Linked DNA regions of Homo sapiens: region 2 is linked to region 1. The links are chromatin contacts, found by Hi-C or POLR2A ChIA-PET in ENCODE. All regions are on one chromosome and are shown on one strand. Each heading gives the region's core, a stretch centred on a gene start or an enhancer-like site at or near the end of the contact. The rest is flanking DNA. Distances are from core to core; before and after follow the strand shown.

Region 1 (4,775 bases), core at 252-2,751:
TCGGTGGCCATGAGCGTCCTCCTGTGTGTGCGCTGGGCACCAGGTGCCTCCCCTTGCCGAATCATTTGGGTAAAAGGGACTCTGGTGAGTGGCGCGGAGGCCTCTGTGCGCAGCCCTGTTTTCCCTGGCTGTTTGGCCCAGCGCGTTCACAGATGGGAAAACGCGCATCGATGTGGGAGCTGCTCGCCTCACATCCATGTTAGTGGTGCAGGAAGTATGAAACCGCCGCAGTCGGCTCCCCGTTGCCACCTATTCCCATGCGAAAGGACATCTTCATTACACTTGCTTTCTCACTGAAATGCGACTCCTGGAAGCATGGCTCTCTTTGGAGAGAAGCCGTAGCGTGGTTGATGTCATCTCTAGTGGATGGCAGGGTCTGCTTGGCCAGTGCTTCAGTAAGGTCACATTATGAACTGTGCCTTGGCGAGTGGATTCTGAATAAACAAGCTTCTTAATAAATTCTTCTCTTTTAGGTAATGCATGCCAGGACTGTGCAAAGAGGAAGTTAGAAGAGAATGGAATTGAAGTTTCAAAAAAACGCACACAATCAGATACTGGTATTGTGTCTGTTCTTTTTGTGGGGAGCTGCCTCGGGTCTCTCTTGTTGGCAGGCATCTTCAGGGACCGTGCTGCGCTTTAATGCCCCGCGCCCTATGGTGGGAGGACGGTGCATACGTTCTGTCAGGGCCAGAGAGCACAGGAGGCTTACTTAGCAGAGACCCTGACCTCTCACCCCAACCCGATTCCAACTGCCCAGAGCTACTGGTACCTCTTTAGAAAAATGTTACGGAGAAAACATACACTAAGAAGGTGCAGCGGGCAGAAGGTGCTCTCTCCAAAAAGAAAAGTTAAAAAGATGAATAAAAAGTGCACAAGTTACATAAGGTCAGCTCCGCATTTTTGCGAAGTGAACGCTCCCATCTAATCACACGCAGTTGAGGAAGCAGCATTGCCAGGACACCCCTTGTCACTGTCCAGCCTCCTCCAGCCCCCAAGGGTGACCACTAGCCTGATGCATGTCACCTGAGTCTCTGGAGAAAAGCACTTTAACTCATTTGAGCTTTGTTGCCTCTGTTACAGACTAAGATTTATTTAAGTGATTGAACTATTTATCTAAACAGTGTATTTGAATAGGCCTCTCTGTTGACGCTATGAAGGGCGATCTCGCTTGTTCGTGCCGGTCCCTCCCTCTCCTCCCCTCCTCCTCCTCCCAGGTTTGCGTAGTGCTGTGTGTTATTTCTCATTCTTTAAATAACATACTTAAGCCAGACTTCCCCACACGAAGCCTGGGCTGGATGGGCCCCCACATGCGTATCCCACCCCCTAGCCCGCTGGCTTCCCCGTTTTGTCGGTCTCCGTGGTGACAGGACAGAAAGGAAACGAGACCCCCAGTCTGTCTGTAGGTTGATTGTAAAAGTTGGCAAACAAAAGCATTTCCGTGATGAAAACAGCGTCAGTGTTCTTTCCTGCTTAGCCAGCATGTGTGTTGTGTCTGTGGGCCCAGTGCCACGCCGCCTGTGCCAGCTGCGGATGTGTCCTCAATGTCAGGGTCAAATGTGGCTTGTTCTTATATTCCATTCTCCCATTTTTTATTGTTTAATATTGGGGCTTGAAGACATTTGTGTTACTTCTTACTTTTTGAGGAGTTTTTAGGTTCTTCTTTCCCCTTTGTGTTCCAAAAACTAACGTTTCCCAATATTCTTAAATGTATGCACTCCCTCAGCTTTCAGAACTGAATAAGAAATTTTTTTTTAAAAAAAGTATGCATTCTCTTCATCCTGCCACCCCACATCTCCCAGGACACCTTCTCCTGGTCGGCTCCGCTGGGGACTGCTACCTCCTGAGCTCCCCTCCTTCTCTCTGAGATGGAGGCCTAGGTCTCCCTTGCTCTGGCCCCCCATCCATCCTGCTAGTACCTCCTGAGGCCGCTTCTGCAGACCCCAGTGTGGGGTCGCCTCCTGAGGGCCATGTGTCTGCAGGTGTCTGTGCCATCCTCATGCTCGCGGGAGTTTTGGCATGGGATTCTCCGTTGTGATTCCCCCGGACTCCACTGTCTGAAGACCAGGTTTCCTATGAAGAGGGTCTGATGGGAACCTGTTCCCAGTGATTTGAAGGTACCCGTTGCTTTTTTTCCTGGGAGTTTTTAGGATCCTCTTTTCCCTTGATTAGAAATTCAATGAGGATGTATTTAGGTGGAAAACTTTTTTACCTGCCTTACTCACATGTTCTTTTTCCTCTTCCATTTCTCCAGTTCTGGAATGGTCTGTGATTCTCTTTATTTCTTCTTTCCATCTTCTCTGTTCTCCCTTTCTGGAAGTCATACTAGTTGGGATTGCCTGGATTGATTTCCACCGTCTTTTAAGTTTTCTCTGATGTCTTTTTTTTTATTTTTTGAGACAGAGTCTTGCTCTGTTGCCCAGGCTGGAGTGCAGTGGCGCGATCTCGGCTCACCACAACCTCCGCTTCTTGGATTCAAGCTGTTTTCCTGCCTCAGCCTCCTGAGCAGCTGGGACTACAGTCGCACACCACCATGCCCGACTAATTTTGTACTTTTAGTAGAGATGGGGTTTCACTATGTTGGCCAGGCTGGTCTCAAACTCCTGACCTTGTGATCCACCCACTTTGGCTTCCCAAACTGCTGGGATTATAGGCGTGAGCCACTGCGCCCGGCCAAGCTCTTGTTTTCTTAGTTACCTTTTCTCAGAGCATCTGCTGTTGTAAGTCTGCGAGAACTCTGGAGACAGAAGTCAACCTGGTTATCTGACTCTACTACATTCCTGAAAACATTGAGAGAGGATTTTCATATAATAGGAGTTTATATTTAGTACTTTATATAAGTAAGCCAAAGTAAAACACTCTTAAATACCTATATAGCAGTCCACCCAAAATTTCTGAGAGCTACGAAGCATCCAGCTTATCAGTTACCTCTTCATTTAACATTTAAATCCTTCAGTGGGTATGCTGGAGCAGTATCATGTCCCTGCACGTTCCTTCAACACCACAGGGACCATGTGCAATAGTCCATGTTATAAAGATTCTTAGTGAGTGCAAATTTAGTCAAGTAAAATAAGGCAGTTCTAAAAGGGCCACCTGCAGAGTGAATTATAGCACAAGCGAGGGCTGGTGGCAGGGGGTGGGGGCGCCCTAGCGTCCTGCCGTCCAGGGGCAGGGAAGATGAGAGTGAGCTGATGTGGCAGTCCTTGTGGGAGAGCTGTGAGGGGCAGCTGTCACAGACTCGACATCCTCTCATTTAGTTTTATACAACTTTGGCTGGGCTTAGTGGTTCACGCCTATATTACCAGCACTTTGGGAGGCTGAGGCAGGTGAATCACCTGAGGCCAGGTCAGCCTGGCCAACATGGCGAAACCCCGTCTCTACTAAAAATACAAAAATTAACTGGGTGTGGTGGCGGGCGCCTACTGTAGTCCCAGCTACTCAGGAGGCTGAGGCAGGAGAATTGCTTGAACCCAGGAGGCGGAGGTTGCAGTGAGCCGAGATCACACCATTGTACTCCAGCCTGGGCGACAGAGCAAGACTCCGTTTCAAAAAAGATAAAATAATAATAATAGTTTTATACAACTTCAAATGCACTTGGGGGCACACATGTTTTAGAGAATTCGATTTTGATATTGTTTTGGATCAAACTGTTTGAAATCTTTTTGCAAATATTTGGATTGTGAGTTCAGCTAGTAGAACCATCATATAAGTAAAAACAAAACACAAAACTGGTGTTCTGTGAACTGTTTCCTCCGGGGTAGGTGGTTCTTTTCCACTACTTTCTTTCACGTTCATTGTTTTGTTTTCTGCATATCTGGGCTCCTCCAGTGCCTGCTGACAAGAACGAAGGCCCGGGCGATTATTCTCAATAGATTGGCTTTCTTCTGCTGTTGCTGCTGTTGTGTGTACATAGATTTTGTCCCCCCGTGGCCTACCTCTGACTGGTGTGCACATCGCGGGTAGGGCCTACTGCCTGGTAGACCTTGCTGTGGAGCATTGGGCAGGGGTTTTCTTCAATACCTGTGAGATCTGTGCTCCTAGACGCCATCACCTGCACCTGCAGCCCCGGCTCTCCCCACCCAGTCATGTCTCCTTAGGGCGAAGCTCCTGGCCTCTGTTGTACAGAAAGCCCTGGCCTGTCCTGCATGTGGGTGAGAGAAGCCAAGCCTGGGGATCCCAGAGGAATCGACAGGCTTATTCTTCTCCATACCTCCAACAGGCTCTCACTGTATGTTTGTTGAAATTGCCCCATCCTCAGTCCACTAAGAAATAAAAGAGCATCCATGTTCATGGATTGAGATTCCCACAGATCGTTGCAAATGTAATGTCATCATTTGCTTGATCCCCTGATAGTACTGATAATTACACAAGGTCATTTCCAGACAGTGGCTACTGTTTCCATTGTGGAGGGGTTTTCAAAGTCTTCCGTACATAAGAACAATTGTAAAGCAGTTTCTGAAATAGAAATCTATTGCAAATAACTTCTTTTAGCTGGACTTTAACCCTTGGGCATTTCATTCTTTTATTTAAACAGATGATGCTGGAGGGTCTTGAAATCTTTACAGTAAAACCTGCAACTTGAAAACTAGCCTTCTGTAACCACAGTGCCCAAACGAAGAGGAATGTATGGAGAACTCCACGTGGATCTCTGATTGCGAAACCGTCACATACACCAAGAGAGCCACATGGGCATGTGGCCCTCAAGGCTGGGTGAGAGGGCTCCCCTGTGTGTTGAACTATGCAGGAGGGTGACGCGGACACATTTCAGGTGGACTTTG
Region 2 (4,664 bases), core at 931-3,430, 98 kb after region 1:
ATACATATTAGGGGACAACTAGCTATCTGCTGCAGGCCACACTTGAAGAGTGACTTGGAAATTGCCAGGCAGGAGGTGTGGGGAGGCATTTTCCACTGAGAGTGGGGACTAAGTCCAGCCCTGTCCTTGAGGTCAAGGACAGGATTTCTGGCCCCAAAGCCTAGAAATCACTGGGTTCCCCCACCCCAGTTAACCTCTTCCTCCTCCACATGGGTTTCTTGTGGGGCCATATACCCAGGGCCATTGACAGATGGCAGCTCTTGGCATGTTATCCTTAGCTGAGATAGAGCTGGATACTCCAGTGCAGACAGCTTAGCTCACTTTACCCTCCGTCTAAATGCCCCTCTGGTTCTTCCCATGCTCAGACCCTTCACTGGCTGACGTTTCACCTGAGCCTCAGGATCGGTAGGGTTTTTAGGTGGACAGAGTGGGGCTGGACTTGCTAGCAGGCATAAACAAAGGCACTGCGGTGTCCAGGAGAGAAGTGGCAGGGCAGTATCCGCTGAGGTGGGTGTGTAGAGGGCCTGGGGTCTGGTGTGGGGTGGGGGTGGAAGGAAGAGGTGTGTGGCCAAGGTGTGAGGAGCAGGCGGGCCGACGAGGAAGGCTGCAGACTTTATCCTGAAGGCAAAAGGGGAGCTTGGAGAGAGTTGTCGGCCAGGCAGAGAGGGCTGGGTGTGCTCTAGCAGCCCAGCAGGCTCAGGCCACCCAGGGGCTGCCAAAAGGGAGGCAAGGCTTTGCAGACAGACTTTATGCCTCCCTCTGGATCCAGGCCCACACGGGCTCCCAGGCAAAGCATTTGAACAAATGACCACACTGAAGACGTTGTTCAAATTCACAGTCGATCAAGTAATGCTGCCACCCCCAGGCTGGTGTGGGACCACGGGTGGGACCCAGGGGACTGCCTCAGGACCTGTAACTAGAGTGTGGATTGTGATGTAAAGCCAGAGAGGGGAGGGCGAGAGTCGGTTTGTTAGCACGCCCTGTGTACCAGGCTCCCACTGGGCCTCTTGGGCAGGTGGTCTCTTTAAACTGCCCCCATCGCACCGCTGGAAAGCAGCTGCTTAGCCTCGTTTTGCATCCACAAAATGAAGGACCTCACTGTTCTCACTGCACCAGGCAGGGCCACCATGCGGATCCCAGGGCTTCAAAACTCTCAGCCAGCTGCTCACCCCTTGTTTCCTGAACTGGAGCTGCGTATTTTCACAGTGACTAACGGTAACACGGACACTCCCTGTAGGGAAAGGGGTTCGGGGTGTACTCATTTCCCAGGCTGCCATTAACAAATGCCTGCAGACTGAGTGGCTTAACCAGGAGAAACTTAGAGTTCCTCGAGGTGCTGGAGGCCAGAAGTCCAAATTGAGGTGTAGGCTGTGTTGCTTCCCTCTGAGGCTGCGAAGAAGGATCTGTTCCGGGCCTCTGCCCCAGCTCCTGGTAGTTTGCTGGTGATCTCTGGTGTTCCTTGGCTTGTACATGCATCACTCTGATCTGTGCCTTCCTCTTCCTGTGGTCTTCCCTGTGTGCGTGTATGTGTCCAAATTTCCCCTTTTCATAAGGACACCAGCCACGCCGGGTTAGAGCCTAACCTAATGACCTCATATTAACTAATTTCATTTACAATTAACCTATTTCCAAATAAGGTTCTATTCTGAGGTACCTGGGATTGGGACTCCAACATATCTTTTGTGGGAGGACCCAATTCAACCCACAACAAGGGGAAAGGCAGGAGAGCACCTGGTTCCGTTGCCTCCCAGGATAACTCCATTAGGAACATTTGTGTCCAGGCTGAACAAGCCAGGCTCTGGGAGGGCCCCAGTGATGGGCGAGTGACAGCCAATACTGTCATTCACCCTCCTGCTTTCAAGTGGGGAGATAAAGGGAGAAATGGGAAATAATGTCGGTTCATTCAATGAGCACTGAGCACTCTTCCTGTCCTGGATCAGGCTAGGCCCTGGGCCAGGATCGCCACGTCTAATGGGAGACAGGGACAGGGAGGGAAATCCTTGGGAAGAAGGCAGAGGAGAAAAGGGAGACAGCGCTAGGAGGCCGCCGCAGCCATCACCACTTCGTTTATATGCCTGGAATCACGCCCCAACGTGGAGAGGCTTGCTTTAACTCTGAAGGCTGCAACTTTGTAAAAAATACTCCTGAAGGAAGGAAGGGCAGGCGTGAGAACTTTGGACGCAGACTTGCTTTCTGTGCGCCCTCTGCTGGTGACCAGCAGCACAACACAGTCCCTGCCGTTCTCCAGGCAGGAAGAGGAACGAGGTGATTAAACTGCGAAGGCCCAGGTCCTGTGCTGGGCAGTTTCTTGCAACAGCCCCGACACTGCTGGATGTTGTGATTCCCGTCCACAGGATGAAAGACGTTCCGTGTGTTGCCCCTGGGTGGAAGGCAGAGCCGAGGCCAGACATGGGGGGTTACTCTCCCCTGAAAGGCCCATTGTGATTTCATAAATCCAAAGGGTTTTTGTTACATTTCCCCCCTAATTTTTTTTTTGAGAGGGGGGTCTCACTTTGTCGCCCAAGCTGGCGTGGCACAATCTTGACTTACTGCAACCTCTGCCTCCTGGGTTCAAGCGAGTCTCCTGCCTCAGCCTCCCGAGTAGCTGGGATTACAGGAGTGCACTACCACGCCTGGCTAATTTTTGTATTTTTAGTAGACACAGGGTTTCTCCATGTTGGCCAGGCTGGTCTCGGACTCCTGACCTCAAGTGATCCGTCCACCTTGGCCTCCCAAAGTGCTGCGATTACGGGCCTGAGCCTCTGCACCCAGCCCTCCCTGCTACATTTTATTTCAAGCATAAAGAAAAACTGAAGGAATTGTACAGAATGTACACATACATCCACCACCTAGATTCTACAATTAATATTTTGCTATATTTGTGTCCTAGTGAGAGGTGACAGCGTGCTGGCAGTCCTCAGAGCCCTCGCTTGCTCTCGGCACCTCCTCTGCCTGGGCTCCCACTTTGGTGACACTTGAGGAGCCCTTCAGCCCACCGCTGCACTGTGGGAGCCCCTTTCTGGGCTGGCCAAGGCCAGAGCCGGCTCCCTCAGCTTGCAGGGAGGTGTGGAGGGAGAGGCGCGAGCGGGAACCCGGGCTGCGCGCGGCCCTTGCGGGCCAGCTGGAGTTCCGGGTGGGCGTGGGCTTGGCGGGCCGCGCACTCGGAGCAGCCGGCCAGCCCTGCCGGCCCCGCGCAGTGAGGAGCTTAGCACCCGGGCCAGTGGCTGCGGAGGGTGTACTGGGTCCCCCAGCAGTGCCGGCCCACTGGCGCTGCGCTCCATTTCTCAGCGGGCCTTAGCTGCCTTCCCGCGGGGCAGGGCTCGGGACCTGCAGCCCGCCATGCCTGAGCCTCCCACCCCCTCCATGAGCTCCTGTGCGGCCCAAGCCTCCCCGACGAGCGCCGCCCCGTGCTCCACGGCGCCCAGTCCCATCGACCGCCCAAGGGCTGAGGAGTGCGAGCGCACGGCGCGGGACTAGCAGGCAGCTCCACCTGCAGCCCCGGTGCGGAATCCACTGGATGAAGCCAGCTGGGCTCCTGAGTCTGATGGGGACGTGGAGAACCTTTGTATCTAGCTCAGGGATTGTAAACGCACCAATCAGCGCCCTGTCAAAACAGGCCACTGGGCTCTACCAATCAGCAGGATGTGGGTGGGGCCAGATAAGAGAATAAAAGCAGGCTGCCCAAGCCAGCAGTGGTAACCCGCTCGGGTTCCCTTCCACTCTGTGGGAGCTTTGTTCTTTTGCTCTTTGCAATAAATCTTGCTACTGCTCACTCTCTGGGTCCACACTGCTTCACCGCGAAGATCTGCAGCTTCACTCCTGAGCAAGCGAGACCACAAACCCACCAGAAGGAAGAAACTCCGAACACATCCGAACATCAGAAGGAACAAACTCCAGACGCGCCACCTTAAGAGCTGTAACACTCACCGCGAGGGTTCCCGGCTTCATTCTTGAAGTCCAAGAACCCACCAGTTCTGGACACACTAGCTCTCCACAGACTGGCTTTTAAAAATTCTAGTTATATATACGCCACTTACAAAAGGCACATCTAAAACAAAACAGCACAGAAAAATTATAATAATAGCGTTCAAAAGCCATTTGTATTTGCCCAAATGACGTATGTCCACACTTGTGTCTGGCACATGGGTGTCTACAGGAGCTGTATTCATAATTGCCAAAACCGGGAAGCAAGCAACGTGTTCTTCAATAAGTTAATGGATAAAAACACTGTGGTACCTCCAGACAATGGAGTCTTATTAATATAAGATATAATAATAAGAAAAGAGCTATCAAGCCACAAGAAAATGTGGAAGAAGCTTAAATGCATATTGCTTGGTGAAAGAAGTCAATCTGCAAAGGTTATCTACTGTATGAGTCCAATCATATGACTTTTTTTTTTTTTTGAGGAGTCTCCCTCTGTTGCCTAGCCTGGAGCGCAGTGGCACCGTCTTGGCTCACTGAAACCTCCGCCTCCCAGGTTCAAGCGATTCTCCTGCCTCAGCCTCCCAAGTAGCTGGGACTACAGGCGTGCACCACCACGCCCGTCTAATTTTTGTATTTTTAGTAGAGTTGGGTTTCACTGTGTTGGCCAGGCTGGTATTGAACTCCTGACCTCAGATGATCCACCCACCTTGGCCTCCCAAAGTGTTGGGATTACGGCATGA

Evidence for each region. Hi-C counts contacts between places; a loop is a spot of excess contacts on that map. ChIA-PET counts read pairs that join two places held with the same protein, here RNA polymerase II (POLR2A). Pooled maps may share reads with other maps.
Region 2: a map of endothelial cell of umbilical vein shows a loop between it and region 1 (6-fold over the local background). The contact joins two enhancer-like sites. A Hi-C loop is called at or near these places in 11 of 168 maps with a recorded cell type or tissue (CD4-positive, alpha-beta T cell, ascending aorta, endothelial cell of umbilical vein and 8 more) and 16 of 50 pooled maps. POLR2A ChIA-PET finds 5 or more read pairs at or near these places in 3 of 52 experiments (H1, activated CD4-positive, alpha-beta T cell and activated naive CD4-positive, alpha-beta T cell).

What each region holds. Positions count from the first base shown.
Region 1 is chr22:45,335,855-45,340,629 of GRCh38, forward strand. FAM118A (family with sequence similarity 118 member A) reads left to right here. Exons shown (of 9, transcript NM_017911.4): 8 at 474-557; 9 at 4,532-4,775. The coding sequence ends at 4,551. Among named protein-coding and RNA genes, the nearest start is that of FAM118A, 28 kb to the left of the region's middle. Within about 2 kb of position 1,502, at least 22 of the 41 ENCODE cell types and tissues checked have a DNase peak (open chromatin) inside an H3K27ac peak, as active enhancers do; they include ascending aorta, endothelial cell of umbilical vein, heart right ventricle and 2 more, where a contact is called at or near this core.
Region 2 is chr22:45,433,656-45,438,319 of GRCh38, forward strand. No RefSeq gene overlaps it. Among named protein-coding and RNA genes, the nearest start is that of RIBC2, 22 kb to the left of the region's middle. Within about 2 kb of position 2,181, at least 21 of the 41 ENCODE cell types and tissues checked have a DNase peak (open chromatin) inside an H3K27ac peak, as active enhancers do; they include ascending aorta, endothelial cell of umbilical vein, heart right ventricle and 2 more, where a contact is called at or near this core.